2 separate regions of the Homo sapiens genome follow, and region 1 is linked to region 2. Evidence: chromatin loops called from intact Hi-C (ENCODE). Cell type or tissue: GM12878. All regions are shown on one strand.

Region 1 (8,000 bases), 51 kb after region 2:
GTTTTAAAACAAGAGTTTTCTAGCAACCTATAGAAAGTCCTCTTAACCACAGGAAAAAAGTACCTCATCATCTTACGAACAAGCCTTTGGCGGAGAATCAAAGGCAACTGGGGAGTGGGGAAACCCAAGTTGGTCTTGATCACAAACGTTTCAGTTAAGGTTCTGAGAAAGAGAAGAGACTCATAAAACAAAATAAACTGAATTTTTAAGACCTGAGATTCAGCAGGGCGTAGTGCCTCATGCCTGTAATCCCAGCACATGGAAGGGCCAAGGTGGGTGGATTGCTTGAGCCCAGGAGTTCGAGACCAGCCTGAGCAGCATAGCAAGACCCCCATCTATTTTAAAAAAAAAAAAAAAAAAAAAAAACCTGCGTTTCATTCAAACATAAACAGATCAGAAGGTTCTTGCTTCTGCCAGGGACCATGCATTGTTCTACTTCCTTGCTGAGCTGGTAAGCGCCTTCCCTGGAAATTCCAGGACCACAAGCCATTGTGTTAGTGCTTTATGCATTTTGCCGAATGCTCCAGGCTAGATTTTTATGAGATGGGCTCTGCAGTTCCTTTGAGTTAAACTCCTCAATACTTTAACCACACCATGATCTTCCTCAAGGCCTATGCACATTCTCTTCCCACTCTGGGACTCCCTTCCCCCACATCCTTGCATGGCCAGCTTTGCCACTGAGCTCTGGGGTCAAACCTCACCGCCTCCGAAAGGCCTTCTGTGGACATCCCTCCGTAGTAGTTTGCACCTCACCCAGTTTTTCCCGGTTCAAGTCTTTGCAGCACTTGCCAGCATCTGAAATCATTTCCGTCACCCTCAGTGTAAACCCCATGAGAACATGGGCCTGGTCTGTCCTGTTCACTGTTGTATCCTCAGTGCCTAGAGCAGCAGCAGCACATAGTAGCTGCTCAATTAATAATGACTGAATAAATGAATGAATGAAAAGCAGTGTGGGAAGAACAATACAATGAACCCAGGGGTATCAAAGACCACACGAGGCTGGGCGTGGTGGCTCACACCTGTAATCCCAGCACTCTGGGAGACTGCTTGAGCTCAAGAGTTCAAGACCAAACTGGGCAACATAGTGAAACCCCATCTCTACAAAAAAAAATACAAAAATTAGCCGGGTGTGCTGGTGCATGCCTGTAGTCCCAGCTACTTGGGAGGGTGAGTTGGGAGGGTCACTTGGCCTGGGAGGTCGAGACTGCAGTGCAGTGGTACAATCAGCTAGGGCGACAGAACAAGACTCCATCCATCAATCAGTCAAACACCACACAAATTTCTTGTACTGGGAAGACTTAGACATCACACATATTCTCCAAACAAGTATTACCTAGGAGGCCAGTAAAAGGTACACTGAGGTTCCTCAGAGAGAAAACTCACAGAGAGGAAGATAAAAGCTCCATAAAAATCTCAATTACTACTTGAGGGTTACAGGATGCTAGCCTAGAGCCTCCCTCCCTAGACAGGTTTCTCAGAGAGAAAACTCACAGAGAGGAAGAGAAAACCTCCATAAAAATCTCAATTCCTGAGGGTTACAGGATGCTAGCCTAGGGGCACCCTCCCTGGTCATTAACACCCACTTTCCAGAACCTGGCAACCTCCCCAGGAGATGAATCCCACAGTTAAACTAAGGGGACACTTAAGTGGAATCTCAACTTTGTAATCGTCCACTTCTCCTGGGGCACTTTAAAATGAAGGAGTAGAGCTTCAAAGCTGATCTCTCAAGAAAGCCATTTTCGGCTGGGCATGGTGGCTCACGCCTGTAATCCCAGCACTTTGGGAGGCCGAGGCAGGAGGATCGCTTGAGCCCAGGAGTTTGAGACAAGCCTGGGCAACATGGTGAGACCCTGACTCTACAAAAAATACAAAAATTAGCCGGGTATGGTGGTGTGCACCTCTGGTCCCAGCTACCTGGGAGGCTAAGGTGGGAAGATAGCTTCAGCCCAGGAGGTCGAGGCTGCAGTGAGCTATGATTGTGCCACTGCACTCCAGCCTGGGTGACAGAGGGAGACCCTGTCTCAAAAGAAAAAAGAAAGAAAAAGAAAAAGAAAGCCATTTTTGTTTTCCCAGGGGAGAATGAACTGTCACAACTCCAACTGGGAAAATGGAAAAAGGTAAAAAGACACAGCCCTCAGTAAAAAAGAAACTGCCGCAAGTTTCTTCTCTAGCTAATTGGAGTTTAACCTCCTTAACGTCTCATTAAGCTTCTCCAAGGCAACCCCAGTAAGCCAATTACACTAGAATTTCGACAGCCCACAACCTCCTAGGGAAATGCAGGATGAGGAGGAAGGTCTTGCTCCATGTTTCTCCCCCATATTCCTCCACACCAGTGGCTGTGTGATTTCACACCCCAGGGAACATATGGAAACATCTAGAGGCATTTTCGGTTGTCACAACAAGAGGAGGTGCTACCAGCATCTACTAGGGGGTAGAGGCCAGGTTTGGGGCTAAGACTACGCTGCACAGAACAGCAACCAGGCCACAAAGAATGATGTGGCCTACATGTCAACGGGGCCGACACTGAGCAACTGTGCTCCATGTCCCCACCCGCAAAATACAGCTTCCTCAAAGGCCCCGTTCAACCATTCAGCCTCTAAGAGGTAAGTGCAGGTCCCCAGCACCACTCCACCCACAGGGATGCTGCCCTATCCCAGTTTTCTTGCTAAGCGGGGGGAAGCTTGCCTCAGGATGTCTGGCCATTAATTAATTTTGGCAAAATGTTTGGGCAAGTTTTCACGAGCTAGAGTTGTACTGACCACACTAAGAGCTGATCATCAAAGCTAGGCCTTACTTCGCCATGAAAATCTGAAGCCAACATACCAATCAGATGCTAACTTCAAGGTTGGCCTGCAAAGCAGGAGATGCCAACTCAGATACCAACAGGTGCCAAAGTGGGTTCCATCCATGCAAGAAGCAGACCAGGTGTGAGGAAGCACAATTTTAAAAAGGCAACAGGCCAGGCACGGTGGCTCATGCCTGTAATCCCAGCACTTTGGGAGGCTGAGGAACTCAAGTGATCCACTTGAGTTCAGGAATTCAAGACCAGCCTGGCCAATATGGAGAAACCCCATCTCTACTAAAAATACAAAAATAAGCCGAGTGTGGTGGTGCGGGCCTGTAATCCCAGCTACTCGGGAAGCTGAGGCAGCAGAATCACTGGAACCCGGGAGGCAGAGGTTGCAGTGAGCCGAGATTCCACTACTGCACTCCAGCCTGGGTGACAGAGCGAGACTTCGTCTCAAAAAAATAATATAAAATAAAACAAAGGCAACAAACATTTGGCCTTAAAATTAAAGCAACAACAGGGAGGGGTGGGGACTGCGGCAAACTGGAGCAACTCAGAAACGGACAGCCTCAGCGGACCGCTACCATGTATAAATGTGGGCCTGGGGCTAGCAGAACTTCTGATTTTTCAAGGGAAGCCAGAAATCCAGATGTTTCTGTGAAATCTGCCAATGAATAAACATTGTAGGGCGGGCCACAGTGGCTCATGCCTGTAATCCCAGCACTTTAGGAGGCCGAGGCGGGCGGATCACGAGGTCAAGAGATCGAGGCCATGCTGGCCAACATACTGGAAACCCCGTTTCTATCAAAAACACAAAAATTAGCTGGATGTGGTGGCGTGCCCCTGTAGTCCCAGCTACTGGGGAGGCTGAGGCAGAATTGCTTGAACCCAGGAGGCAGAGGTTGCAGTGAGCCAAGATCGTGCCACTGCACTCCAGCCTGGCAACAGAGCAAGACTCCGTCTCAAATAAATAAATAAATAAAATTGGAAATCACAGTCATTCCTATAATTAAAATCAAGCCAAACCAGCACAGTGGTGAGCTATATCTAACCCCTAGCTTGGAACTCATACCTCAAACACTCAAATTCTAATGTTGATTGAGCCCCCACTGTGTGTGAGACACTGAGTCCTGGGAAAAGAGGGGTGGACAAAACCCTGTTCTGACCTTTCCAAGATGAAATAGAAGCTGTTCTGCCAAGCACGGTGGCTCACACCTATAATCCCAGCACTTTGGGAGGCCAAGGCAGGCAGATCGCCTGAGTTCAGGAGTTCACCACCAACCTGAGCAACATGGCAAAACCCTATCTCTACAAAAAAAAAAAAAAAAAAAATTAGCTGGGCATGGTGGTGTGTGCCTGTAGTCCCAGCTACCTGGGGAGCTGAAGTGGGAGAATTGCTTGAGCTCAGGAGGTTGAGGCTGCAGTGAGCTGAGGTCGCGCCACTGCACTCCAGCCTGGGTGACAGAGCAAGACCCTGTCTCAAAAAAATAAAATAAAAAAACAAGCCATCTGATGAGAAAGCTGGAGGACTCAGTTTATCTGAGTGTTCATTCCAGACAGTTAAGTGATTATTTCATCCTTAAAATCCTTACAAAGAAGTTTCGACACCGCCCAAAAGCCACTGTAATACTTCATGTCATTCATTTATTCAACAAACAGCTGACCCTTGAACAACACACATTTAAACTGCACGGGTCCACTTATACTCAGATTATGCTTCTGCCTCTGCCATCCCTGAGATAGCAAGACCAACCCCTCCCCTTCCTCCTCCTCCTTAGCCTCCTCAACGTGAAGACAATGAAGATGAAGACCTTTATGATGATCCACTTCCACTTAATAAATAGTAAAAATCTCTCTTATGAATTAATCTTAACATTTTCTTTTCTCTACCTTGCTTCACTGTAAAAATACAGTATATAATATATATACAAGGTATGAGTTAGGCCAAGTGCAGTGGCTCACGCCTATAATCCCAGCACTTTAGGAGGCCGAGGCAGGTGAATAGCTTGAGGCCAGGAGTTTGAGACCAGCCTCGGCAACACAGCAAGCTCCCCATCTCTATCAAAAAACAACCAACAACAACAGAATTAGTGTTATCAACTGCTTATGTTCTCGGTAAGGCTTCCAGTCAACAGTAAGCTGTTAGTAGTTAAACTTTTAGGGAGTTGAAAGTTAGACCTGAATTTTCTTTCCTTTATTGTGTTTTTTTTTTTTTAGACAGAGTCTTACTCTGTCACCCAAGCTGGAGTGCAATGGCGCGATCTCGGCTCACTGCAGTGTCCGCCTACCAGGTTCAAGCAATGCTCATGCCTCAGCTTCTCAAGTAGCTGGGATTACAGGCACCCGCCACCACACCCAGCTAATTTTTGTAGAGACAGGGTTTTACCATGTTGGCCAGGCTGGTCTCAAACTCCTGACCTCAAGTGATCTGCCTGCCTTGGCCTCCCAAAGTGCTGAGATTACAGGCATGAGCCACCACACCTGGCTAATTTTTGTAGAGATGGGCTTTCACCATGTTGGCCAGACTAGTCTGGAACTCCTGACCTCAGGTAATCCACCTGCCTCGGCCTCCCAAAGTGCTGAGATTACAGGTGTAAGCCACCGCGCTGCATCCTAAATTTTCAACTACATGGGGCATCAGCACTCCTAACCCCTGAATTGTTCCAAGGTCAACTGTTATTTACTAAGCCCCAGGCACAGTTCTAGGTGCTGGGATTACAGCCGTAAACAAACACAGGCCAAAATCCCTGCCCCTATGGAGCCGATCTTTTGGTAGGAGTTTACAGAGTAGGCACAATACTTAAGCAAAATATTACGTGTATTAGAAGGCAGTAAGTGCTACTGGGGGTGTAGATGGGGGACAGAGATTTGCTAGTGGAGGGAAAGAACGGGATGCCTGAGGTGACACCTGAACAAAGTTTGAAGGTGAGGGACATAGTAGGTAGGAGAAACAGCAAGTGCAAAGGCCCTGAGGCAGGGACAGGCCTGGCCACAAGTGTGGCTGGAGGAGAGTGAGACAGAAAGCAGCCAGAGAAGAGGTCAGGGAGGCCAAGGGGACAGATGCTGCCCAGCCTTCGAGGCCACTGTAAGCCCTTTGGCTTGTACCCTCAAGGAACTACTGCAGGGTTTTAGTAGAAGAGGGACAGCTGGGCCAAGACTAGACTGTAGGGGTCAAGGGCAGAGTAGGCACAGCAGCGAACAGGTGGCTGTTTTCTTTTTTTTTGAGACAGAGTCTCACTGTCACCCAGGCTGGAGCGCAGTGGCGAACTCTCGGCTCACTGCAACCTCCAACCCCACTGGGCTCAAGCGATTCTCCTGCCTCAGCCTCCCAAGTAGCTGGGATTACAGGCGCCCACCACCAGGCTCGGCTAATTTTTGTATTTTTAGTTGAGACAGGTTTTCACCATTCTGCCCAGACTGGTCTCAAACTCCTGGCCTCAAATGATCCGTCTGCCTTGGCCTCCCGAAGTGCCAGGATTACAGGCATGAGCCACGGCGCCTGGACTGAGGTGACTGTTCAAATCCAGAAACTGGCCAACGATGACTCGAGCCAGAGTGGAAGTCGGGGAAGCCATGAAAAGCAGCCCGTTTGAGGCAACGGGCAACACGATTTGCTGACAGATGTGATAGGAATGGGAGGAGAAAAAGAGAAGTCAAAGCTGGAGACTGACATGGGAAGAGGAAGCTCACGTTCTTTAGGAACATGGTCAGTGGGAGACACCCACATAGAGAGATCAGTTCCTAAAAGTTGTGTCCACAAACAGAAAAGGTTTTCTTCCCCCCCATCTACCACCAGGTCCCAAAGGCGAGGCACCCCCTCCAGGCTATCACAAATGGAACTTGTCCTCGGAGAAAGAGAACACGACCCTTCAGGAGAGTCTTGGCCAAAGGGACCGGCTGCAGCTGCCTTCTGCAGGGCCCCTGTGGCTGCAGTGGCTCCATTTGGCCAAGGAACCCTGAATCCGCTCCTGATTGGCCTGAATCACGAACCCATTTGGACCAGGAACCCCTGAGTCCACTCCTGCCCAGGCCTCTCCCGGGTCACCCTCATCTCCTCCCAAAGCCATTCACCTTGCCACCTTGCACCCTGTCATGTCACCATCCTGGACCTCAGTGTCCACATCCACGAAATGGGGTGGGTGGAGAGGAGGGCCCCCCAAGATCTGACATCCCTTTCCACTCTAACACTCCATAAGGAAGGGAGAGAGGAAGGGTCTGGAAGGAGGGGCAGCCAAAAAGGGGGAAAACAGGCTGAGCGCGGTGGCTCACGCTTGCAATCCCCAACACTTTGGGAGGCTGAGGCAGGTTGACCACTTGAGGTCAGGAGTTCAAGACCAGCCTGGCCAACATGATGAAACCCCGTCTCTATGGGGGTTTTGTAAAGTTTTGTAAAAATACAAAACTTAGCCAGGCATGGTGGCTGTGCGCCTGTAATCCCAGCTACTCGGGAGCCTGAGGCAGGGGAATCATGTGAACGCAGCAGGCAGAGGTTGTAGTGAACCGAGATCACACCACTGCACCCTAGCCTGGGCGACACAGCAAGACACCATCTCAAAAAAAAAAAAAAAAAAAGGGTGGGGAGGGGAAAACAGAGGAAGTAGGAGAAGGCTAAGGGATGGATTTGAAAACCAAAGCCACACTTGGAGGAGGGGAAAAATTGGCTCGTCGTACACTGCTGTTGAGCCAAGGGGAAGAATTAAACCAGGGATCAGACTGACTCCAAGGCCCAGACCTAGCCCCAAGAGGAATTCCTAATAGCTTCTAAGATATTCTTCCTTGGCGGCTAAGTCAGATATTCAGGGGGTTACTGAGTTGGTGGATGCCACAGAGCATCTCAGAGGTGCACATCAACCCTGGGACCAGCTCACTCCATCGACGGTGACACACACCTGCAGCTTCCTTCTGGTCTTCTCCAGTGGCAGTTGGTGCAACAGCAAAAATTAACTGGAGAATTCCAGGTGGCAACGACCACTGATCTTTACTGAGCGCTGTGTGCCAAGCAGCAACATTTTAAGTCCTTGCTAAGGATTAACTCACTTATTCCTCAAGTCACCGCTATTCACTAGGTACTACGTTATCCCACATAGGGAAACTGAGGCACGGAGAGATGACGTAACCTGCCTCAGCAGCAGAGGCGAATTTGCTCTGAGCCACCACACTATACTGCTTAATACCAAGTTGTTTCCTCTGCTTTTCCATAATTTCCAATTTT
Region 2 (8,000 bases):
GCACATATGTGTGCTATATAGAATCATGGTCTGGGCAGGGCATGGTGGCTCACACCTATAATCCTAGCACTTTAGGAGGCCCAGACAGGAGGATCACTTGAGACAAGGAGTTTGAGGCCAGCCTGGGCAACATAGGGAGACCCTGTCTCTACAAAAATAACAAACTGGCCGGGGGTGGTGGCTCATGCCTGTAATCCCAGCACTTTGGGGGGCCTAGGTGGGTGGATCACCTGAGGTCCGGAGTTCGAGACCAGCCTGGCCAACATGGTGAAATCCCATCTCTACTAAAAATACAAAATCAGCCGGGCGTGGTGGCGCATGCCTGTAATCCCAGCCTCTCGGGAGGCTGAGGCAGGAGAATCGCTTGAATCCAGGAGGCAGAGGTTGCGGCAACTCAAGATCACACCATTACATTTCAGCCTGGGCAACAAAGCGAAACTCCATCTCGGGGGGAAAAATAAAAAAATAAATAAATAAAAAATAAATGTAGATGGGCATGTTGGTGCATGCCTACACTCCCAGCTACTTGGGAGGCTGAGGCAGAAGGATCATTTGAGCCCAGGAGTTCAAGCCTGCAGTGAGCTGTGATCTCACGCCAGTGAAGTCCAGCCTGGGCAACAGAGTATGACTCTGACTCTAAAATTTAAAAAATGAAAAATTAATTTAGAAAAATAAAGATTCATGGTCCTTGGCAACCTGGCTCCACGTTGTCTTTCCTGACCCCTCTGTCACATCCACTCTATCCCCCCAACCTTCACACCGTGTTCCTTCACCGAACACCTTGTCCTCCCTGCCTGCATCCTCCCCTTAACCTTCCACCCCTCCCTGGACACACTGTTCACCCTGCTCAGAATGTCCTGCCTTAAACTTGTTCTCTCCTTTTTTTTTTCTTTTTCTTTTTTGAGATGAGGTCTCGCTCTGTCCCCCAGACTGGAGCACAGTGGTGCGATCTCGGCTTACTGCAGCCTCCACTTCCCGGGTTCAAGCAATTCTCCTGCCTCAGCCTCTTGAGTAGCTAGGACTACAGGCGTGTGCCACCACGCCGGCTAATTTTTTTATTTTTAGTAGAGACGGGGTTTTGCCATGTTGGCTATACTGGTCTCAAATTCCCGACCTCAAGTGATTCTCCCGCCTCAGCCTCCCAAAGTGCTGGGATTACAGGCATGAGCCACGATGCCCAGCCTCCCTCCTCTTTTTACAATACTCAAGGGCTACACTCTCCGAGAACTCTCTGTTCAGGGCTCAGAAGCTGCAGGTTGCAGGGGCTAAAAGCATGGCATCTGGGGTCCCACCCCTGACTCGGCTGCACATTAGTGGTGTGATCTTGAGCAGGACACTTAACCTCTCTTGCCTGGTTTCCTCACCTGTAAGATGGGAACAAAGCAGGACCCATCTCACAGGGTTGTTGTGAAAATTCAATGAATTTCAAGACACGTGAAACACCAAGAATACTGCCAGGTACATACATAGTAAGTGCTCAATACACACCAGCTGTAATTAATAAAGTTGTTTCCTTGTCTCTGTCACTCACTAAGTTGTGTATCCCCCGGGACAGAGCAGTTTCCTATTTAGCTTAGCAACCCACCCCCTATGCCAGATAGTGAAAACTCAAGGCCATTAGACCCCAGGCAGTTAGTATATAAGTGACCAAAGTAGCCAATGCAAGAGCAAAGTGTGGCAAACGCAACAAAAGGGGGCATCTGCCACTCAATCAGTGGCAGGGAAGACAATAGGGCATGGTGGGGACTGTGGCAAACTGGACAACACATGCCCCATCCAAAGACTGCAGCTGGGGCTGGGAACAGTGGCTCATGCTTATAATGCCAGTGCTCTGGAAGGATCACTTGAGGCCAGGAGTCTAAGACCAGCCTAGACAACACAGTGAGATCCCATTTCTACAGAAAAATTTAAAATTAGCCAAAAATAAGCTGGGCGTGGTGACACACACCTGTAGTCCCAACTACTCAGAAGTCTGAGGTAGGAGGATTGCTTGAGGCCAGAAGTTTGAGGCTGCAGTGAACTATGATGGTACCATAGCACTCCAGCCTGGATGAAAGCGAGATCTCATGTCTTTAAAAAAAAAAAAAAAAAAAAAAAGGCTACATTTAATTTATATCCCAGCTCCAGCTGATCATTGCCTTAAAAAACTATGATTCTAGTCTTACGAGTTATTACTTTTGGTCTCCACTGAGCCCAGCAGATGGCCCAGGGGTCACAGCCAGCTCCTACTTACCATGGTGATGCCCAAGAGAGTTGGGCTGACCAGAAACACTGGGGCCAGGAATATGCCCCGACTTCTTTCCCAGAAAGAGTAGAAGAGGTCTGCCCAGCAGACGATCCACAGCAAAAATCCCAAGGCCTGGAAGAGAAGCACATACATATCCTACAACAGACCGCCCTGGAACCTCCCCCAGGGCCTGCACGAACAGCTCAGCCCCAGGGATAGGAGAACCAGCCAGCCTTCAAATGATCAGCCACAGTCCTAGGACATGGCACATATCCACTGGAATAAGGACAAGTCCTCGGTATGGTGAGCTGGCATCCAGGCCGGCACGTGATGGTCTGTAATCAGCCTGCTACGCCCCACTACCTCCAACAGGACTGTTTGTCTGGTCACCATGCTCCCCGGTGCCTGAACACTCAAGAGCTCAGCTCACAGCTCATCTCTAGCTGCAACTCCGGCGCACTGCACAAGAAAGCCCTCCACGACAACCATTCATTCAACCAGTATTTACTGAGAGCCCTCTACGGGTGGGATATGTTTCAAGGTGCATCCATTCTCAAATGATTCAGAAAAAATAAATTATAGCATGCATACAGAGAGAGAGAACAAAAGCTCATGATAAAACAAATGTAGCAAAAGATTAAAAAATCAGTGAATACAGGCCAGATTCATGCCTGTAATACCAGCACTTTGGGAGGCCGAGGCAGGAGGATCACTGGAAGCCAGGAGTTTGACAACAGCCTGGGCAACAAGGCGAGACCCTGTCTCTACAAAAAATTGTTTTAAATTAGCCAGGCATGGTGGTGTATGCCTGCAGTCCCAGCTACCAGCTACTCAAAAAGCTGAGGCAGGAGGATGGCTTGAGCCAGGAGTTCAAGGTTGCAGTATGCTGTGATCATACCATTGCACTCCAGCCTGGGCAAAAGAGCAACACCTTGTGTCAAAAAAAAACAAAAAACAACAACAAAAAAAAAAAAAACAGGAAACAGTGACTATGAGTGATGGATAGAGAAAATCAGGCAGCAGTTCCTGGTATCATCGCAACTTTTTTTTTTTTTTTTTTTTTTTGAGAAGGAGTCTCGCTCTGTTGCACAGGCTAGAGTGCAGTGGCACTATCTCAGTTCACTGCAACCTCTGCCTCCTGGGTTCAAGGGATCCTCCCACCTCAGCCTCCCAAGTTGCTAAGATTACAGGCACATGCCACCACACCCAGCTCATTTTTGTATTTTTAGTAGAGACAGGTTCACCATGTTGGTCAGGCTGGTCTCAAACTCCTGACCTGCCCGCCTTGGCCTCCCAAAGTGCTGGGATTACAGGCGTGAGCCACCACGCCTGGCCCATTATTGCAATTTTCCTGTAGCTTTAAATTATTTCAAAATAAAAGCCAACTTAAAAAAAAAATTAGGGGCCAGGCGTGGTGGTTCACACTGAGCATCCCAGTACTTTGGGAGACCAAGGCAGGAGGACTGCTTGAGGCCAGGTGTTCAAGACCAGCCCGGGCAACACAGCAAGTCCCCCCTCTCTACAAAAAATAAATTAAAAATTGGCCAGAAAAAATCTATATAAATATATTTAATTAAATAAAAAGGAGATCGGCTCAGTAAGAGGGGAAGAGCTGATAATCTCCCAGGAATGCCTTGAGAACAAGCCTATCATTCCTATTGCATAAACAGGGAAACTGAGGCTTGGGGAGGTTAAAAAATTTGCTCGAGGCCAAATACTAAGCGGCAGAGCAAAGATTTGTACCCATGTTTGTCTCCAGAGCTCCAGTTTTCACCTCCCACATTATTCTTCTGCCTTCTAGAAGAAGGAACTTAGGGTCAACTAAGTAGAAGAGAAATGTCAGTTATCACCAACCACCACTCCCCGTCCAGGTGCACCTTCCCACCCCCCACAACGAAACCCCCCAGTGACTTACAGTTTTGGTTTTGTTGAGAGGTGTCATCTGAATGTAGCCTCGGTCATGTCGGGAGAGATAGAGGAAGTAGAAGGGGAAACAGGCCCAGAGGTAAAAACAAGGCACCCACACGAGGACCGTGTTCTGAAAGCACTTGGTGAAGTCGGGGTTGCTGGTATTCCACGTGACATTCCAGTCCTGCGAACACAAACACAGGCGAGGGGTCAGCAGGACACACCCCAGAGGACAGGAGCTCGCCTGGAGCATGAAACCAGCTGCCACGGGGTTTGAAGAAACAGACAAGGCTCCTATATATCCAAGGACCTTTCAGGATGAACACGCAAACTAAAAAGATCAGTAGCCAGAAAGACTAAGAAATGAGGAACAAGGGATAAAGGTATGTGGTGTCTTCTGCACTCCCACCTGAGCAACAGAGACCCTGTCTCAAAATAAATAAATAAAAATAAAGCTCTCTTAACAGGAGCATACAGGTCAGGTGCAGTGGCTCATGCCTGTAATCCCAGCACTTTGGGAGGCCAAGTGGGCAGACCACTTTAGGCTGGGAGTTCGAGACCAGCCTAGGCAAGATAGTGAGATGCTGCCTCTATGAAAAACACAAAAAGTGGCTGAGCATGGAGCGTGCCTGTATTCCCAGCCACTCAGGCGGCTGAAGTGGGAGGAGTGCCTGAGCCTGGAAGGCGGAAGTTGCAACGAGCTGAGATCATGCCACTGTACTACACCCTGGGCAACAGAGCGAGACCCTGTCTCTCACACACACACACACACACACACACACACAACAGTGCATACACACAAAAAAACCCACCAACAACAAAAAGGTATGTAGCATCTCATCTCACATTAACAGTCCCCAGAACCTGTGGCAAGTCCCACTGTAGTACGAAAGATGGAGAGAGCCATTTAAAGGAACCCTGAAGGATATTCTCTTATAACCGAAGAGCCCTGTGTCATCTAGATCACTCTGACCTTGTGAACTGAGGACTTTCTAATCATCTTCATTCATCATCATCACCTTCCCCACTATGACCATCACCACCACCAATATCACTGCCAACACCATCACCACCATCACCACCATCATCATCACCATCGCCACCATCACCACCACCATCACCGCCACCGCCACCGCCACCGCCACCGCCACCACCACGGATAACAACCAAACTGCAGTTCTGTATGCCAGGCTTTATTCTAAGTACCTCATGTGTATTATCTCCTTTCATTCTGTAATTATTTTTATCATCTCCTTTTTCAGATGTGAAACTCAGGCACAGAAGGGTTAAATACTGTGTCCAGTATCACACAGCTGGTAAGCTCTGGAGCTGAATTCAAACTCGGGCAATGTTGTTCAAGTCTGCATTTTGCCACTGAGCTGTCCAGCCTTGGAAACAAATTTTGTTTCAATTACTTTTACTTAAAAAAAAAAAGCCTGTATTTTGCTAAAGAGCCATGCCAAATAGACAAATTCATAGATACATACATAAATAGATCAGATGTACCTGCCCAAGAATAAACCTCCACCATCAGCTGTTCTGTAATGAAGAATTTAAATTTTTCTTTTTTTTTTCTTTTTTTGAAATGAGGTCTTGCTCTGTTGCCCAGGCTGAAGTGTGGTGGTAAGATCACAGCTTCCTGTGCCTTGAACTTTTGGGCTCAAGCAGTCCTCCCACCTCTGCCTCCCAAGCAGCTATACTACAGGTGTGCACCACCATGCCCAGCTGAAGAATTTAAATTTAATTCAAGCCATAATCTGGCAACTGACTAAATAACTTTGGGAAAACTTACTACCCTTTTTGGGGTCTCAATTTCCTATCTCCACCACAATTCAATCGGATAAAATAAGAAGTACAAAATAGGTTTCCCCACCCACAGTTTGGCCCATAGATGGCTTGTTGTTATTGCTGTTGTTTTAGGCATACTTTTTGTTTTTAAAAAAATTAGATTAGATCCCAACATTTAAAATTTGATTTCCGGCTTTTTATTTTTATTTTTTTTTTTCTTGACAGAGTCTTGCTTTGTCACCCAGACTGGAATGCAGTGGCATGATCTCAGCTCACTGCAATCTCTGCTTCTCGGGTTCAAGCGATCTCGGCTCACTGCAATCTCTGCTTCCCGGGTTCAAGTGATTCTCCTGCCTCAACCTCCTAAATAGCTGGGACTGCGGTCACCCCGCTTGGCTAATTTTTTTTGAATTTTTAGTAAAGACAAGGTTTTACCATATTGGCCAGTCTAGTCTCGAAGTCCTAAACCTCAGGTGATCTGCCAACCTCAGTCTCCCAAAGTGTTGGAATGACAGGCGTGAGCCACCACGCCCGGTCTCTGGCATAACTTTAAAAATCAGAAAATCTTCTGGGCGCAGTGGCTCACGCCTGTCATCCCAGCACTTTGGGAGGCCGAGGCAGGAGGATCACGAGGTCAGGAGATCAAGACCATCCTGGCCAACATGGTAAAACCTCATCTCTACTAAAGTACAAAAAACTAGCCAGGCATGGTGGCGCATGCCTGTAGTCTCAGCTACTTGGGAGGCTGAGGCAGGGGAATCACTTGAACCCAGGAGGCGGAGGTTGCAGTGAGCCAATATCATGCCACTGCACTCCAGCCTGGCAACAGAGCAAGACTGTGTCTCAAAAAAAAAAAAAAAAATCAGAAAATCTGGTGGTGCTGGGCCCCATTCCTGTTACATGACCATCAGTAGGAGCTGGGAGGGGCCAATCTTTAGATTAGGCCCAGTTGTCCATTTGGCTGCGGTCCCCAAAAAGCCCACTTCTCCCACAGCCTTCCCATCCTACTGGCCTATGCACCCTCCAAATAGCTCTGATTCCAACAGCCCTCCCACGATCACCTGAGACCCCCATGGAGTGTCAAGGAACCCAGACCCTTACAGCTCCACAGAGCTTTAAAGCCATATCAAAAAAAAAAAAAAGTTAAAAATGAGAAATGAGGGAAATAAGATCACTTCACTTAAAAAAAAAAGTGTCAATCTGATCAAAATATACATGTTCCAATAATTAAAGAGATCTAGTTATTAGGTTGGGCGCGGTGGCTCATGCCTGTAATCCCAGCACTTTGGGAGGCCTAGGCAGGCAGTCAGGAGTCTGAGACAAGCCCGGCCAACATGGCAAGAACCCCCCATAAAAACATAATTTTTATATTTTACTAAAAACATAAAAATTAGCCGGGCAGGGTAGTGCACGTCTGTAATCCCAGCTAGTAGGGAGGCTCAGGCAGGAGAATCACCTGAACCCGGGAGGCAAAGGTTGCAGTGAGCTGAGACTGCACCACTGCACTCCAGCCTGGGCAACACAGTCTCCATCTCAAAAAAAAAAAAAAAAAAAGTAAACCTTACAAGGCCAACACATACAAAGAGATTTAGCCAGGAAACATCAAGACACAAACCCTAAAAAGGACAAAGTTCACGTCTTTTTGGCCTGGCGTATTTGGAACACAGCCTTGTAAAGAAGAAGTTGATCGTGGAGAAGGCATGACATCTCAAAGACTGATTATTTTAATTGATTTCATACTACTGTTAATTCCTGAGGTGATGGCTGAAAAAAGGATTAAACTGTTGGTGGTCATTATATACAGAACAGCTTCTGAGCAGTTGCCAGTAAAAGCTCATTCCAAAGGAATGTGCCCTGCTAGAAAGAAAACGATACCAAGACTTGACATATGCAGTTATGTATACAAGAGACATAGTTCCAATGTTAAACATTTAATTGACCTGATCCTAGCCCCAAATTATTCCTTGCCAGGACTATGCAACTGCTTCCTAAGTCTTCACTGCCTCCAGCCTCTCCTTGTCCTACTGAGTCCTCCCCGCTACAGCCAGTGCTCCCCACCACAGTCAGTGTTCCCCAC

What was found. Hi-C counts contacts between places; a loop is a spot of excess contacts. Peaks named below come from ENCODE experiments on the same cell type or tissue, not always from the same donor. Only the 100,000 strongest peaks of a DNase experiment are listed, where the experiment ranks them.
Region 1: it touches region 2 in a loop (2.5-fold over the local background); 30 of 110 quality-filtered maps call a loop at or near these places.

The regions. Positions count from the first base shown.
Region 1 is chr16:15,953,367-15,961,366 of GRCh38, reverse strand. The region is part of intron 1 of ABCC1 (ATP binding cassette subfamily C member 1 (ABCC1 blood group)); the gene reads right to left. Among named protein-coding and RNA genes, the nearest start is that of ABCC1, 7.8 kb to the right of the region's middle. RefSeq lists enhancers at 2,181-2,681, 2,682-3,182. In GM12878, no CTCF peak of the experiment used is centred here; a DNase peak (open chromatin) is centred at 106; H3K4me3 peaks cover 82 bases; H3K27ac peaks cover 2,643 bases.
Region 2 is chr16:16,004,135-16,012,134 of GRCh38, reverse strand. It overlaps ABCC1 (ATP binding cassette subfamily C member 1 (ABCC1 blood group)), which reads right to left. Exons shown (of 31, transcript NM_004996.4): 2 at 4,143-4,319; 3 at 2,234-2,359. Among named protein-coding and RNA genes, the nearest start is that of ABCC1, 59 kb to the right of the region's middle. In GM12878, no CTCF peak of the experiment used is centred here; DNase peaks (open chromatin) are centred at 4,144 and 4,874; H3K4me3 peaks cover 588 bases; H3K27ac peaks cover 2,875 bases.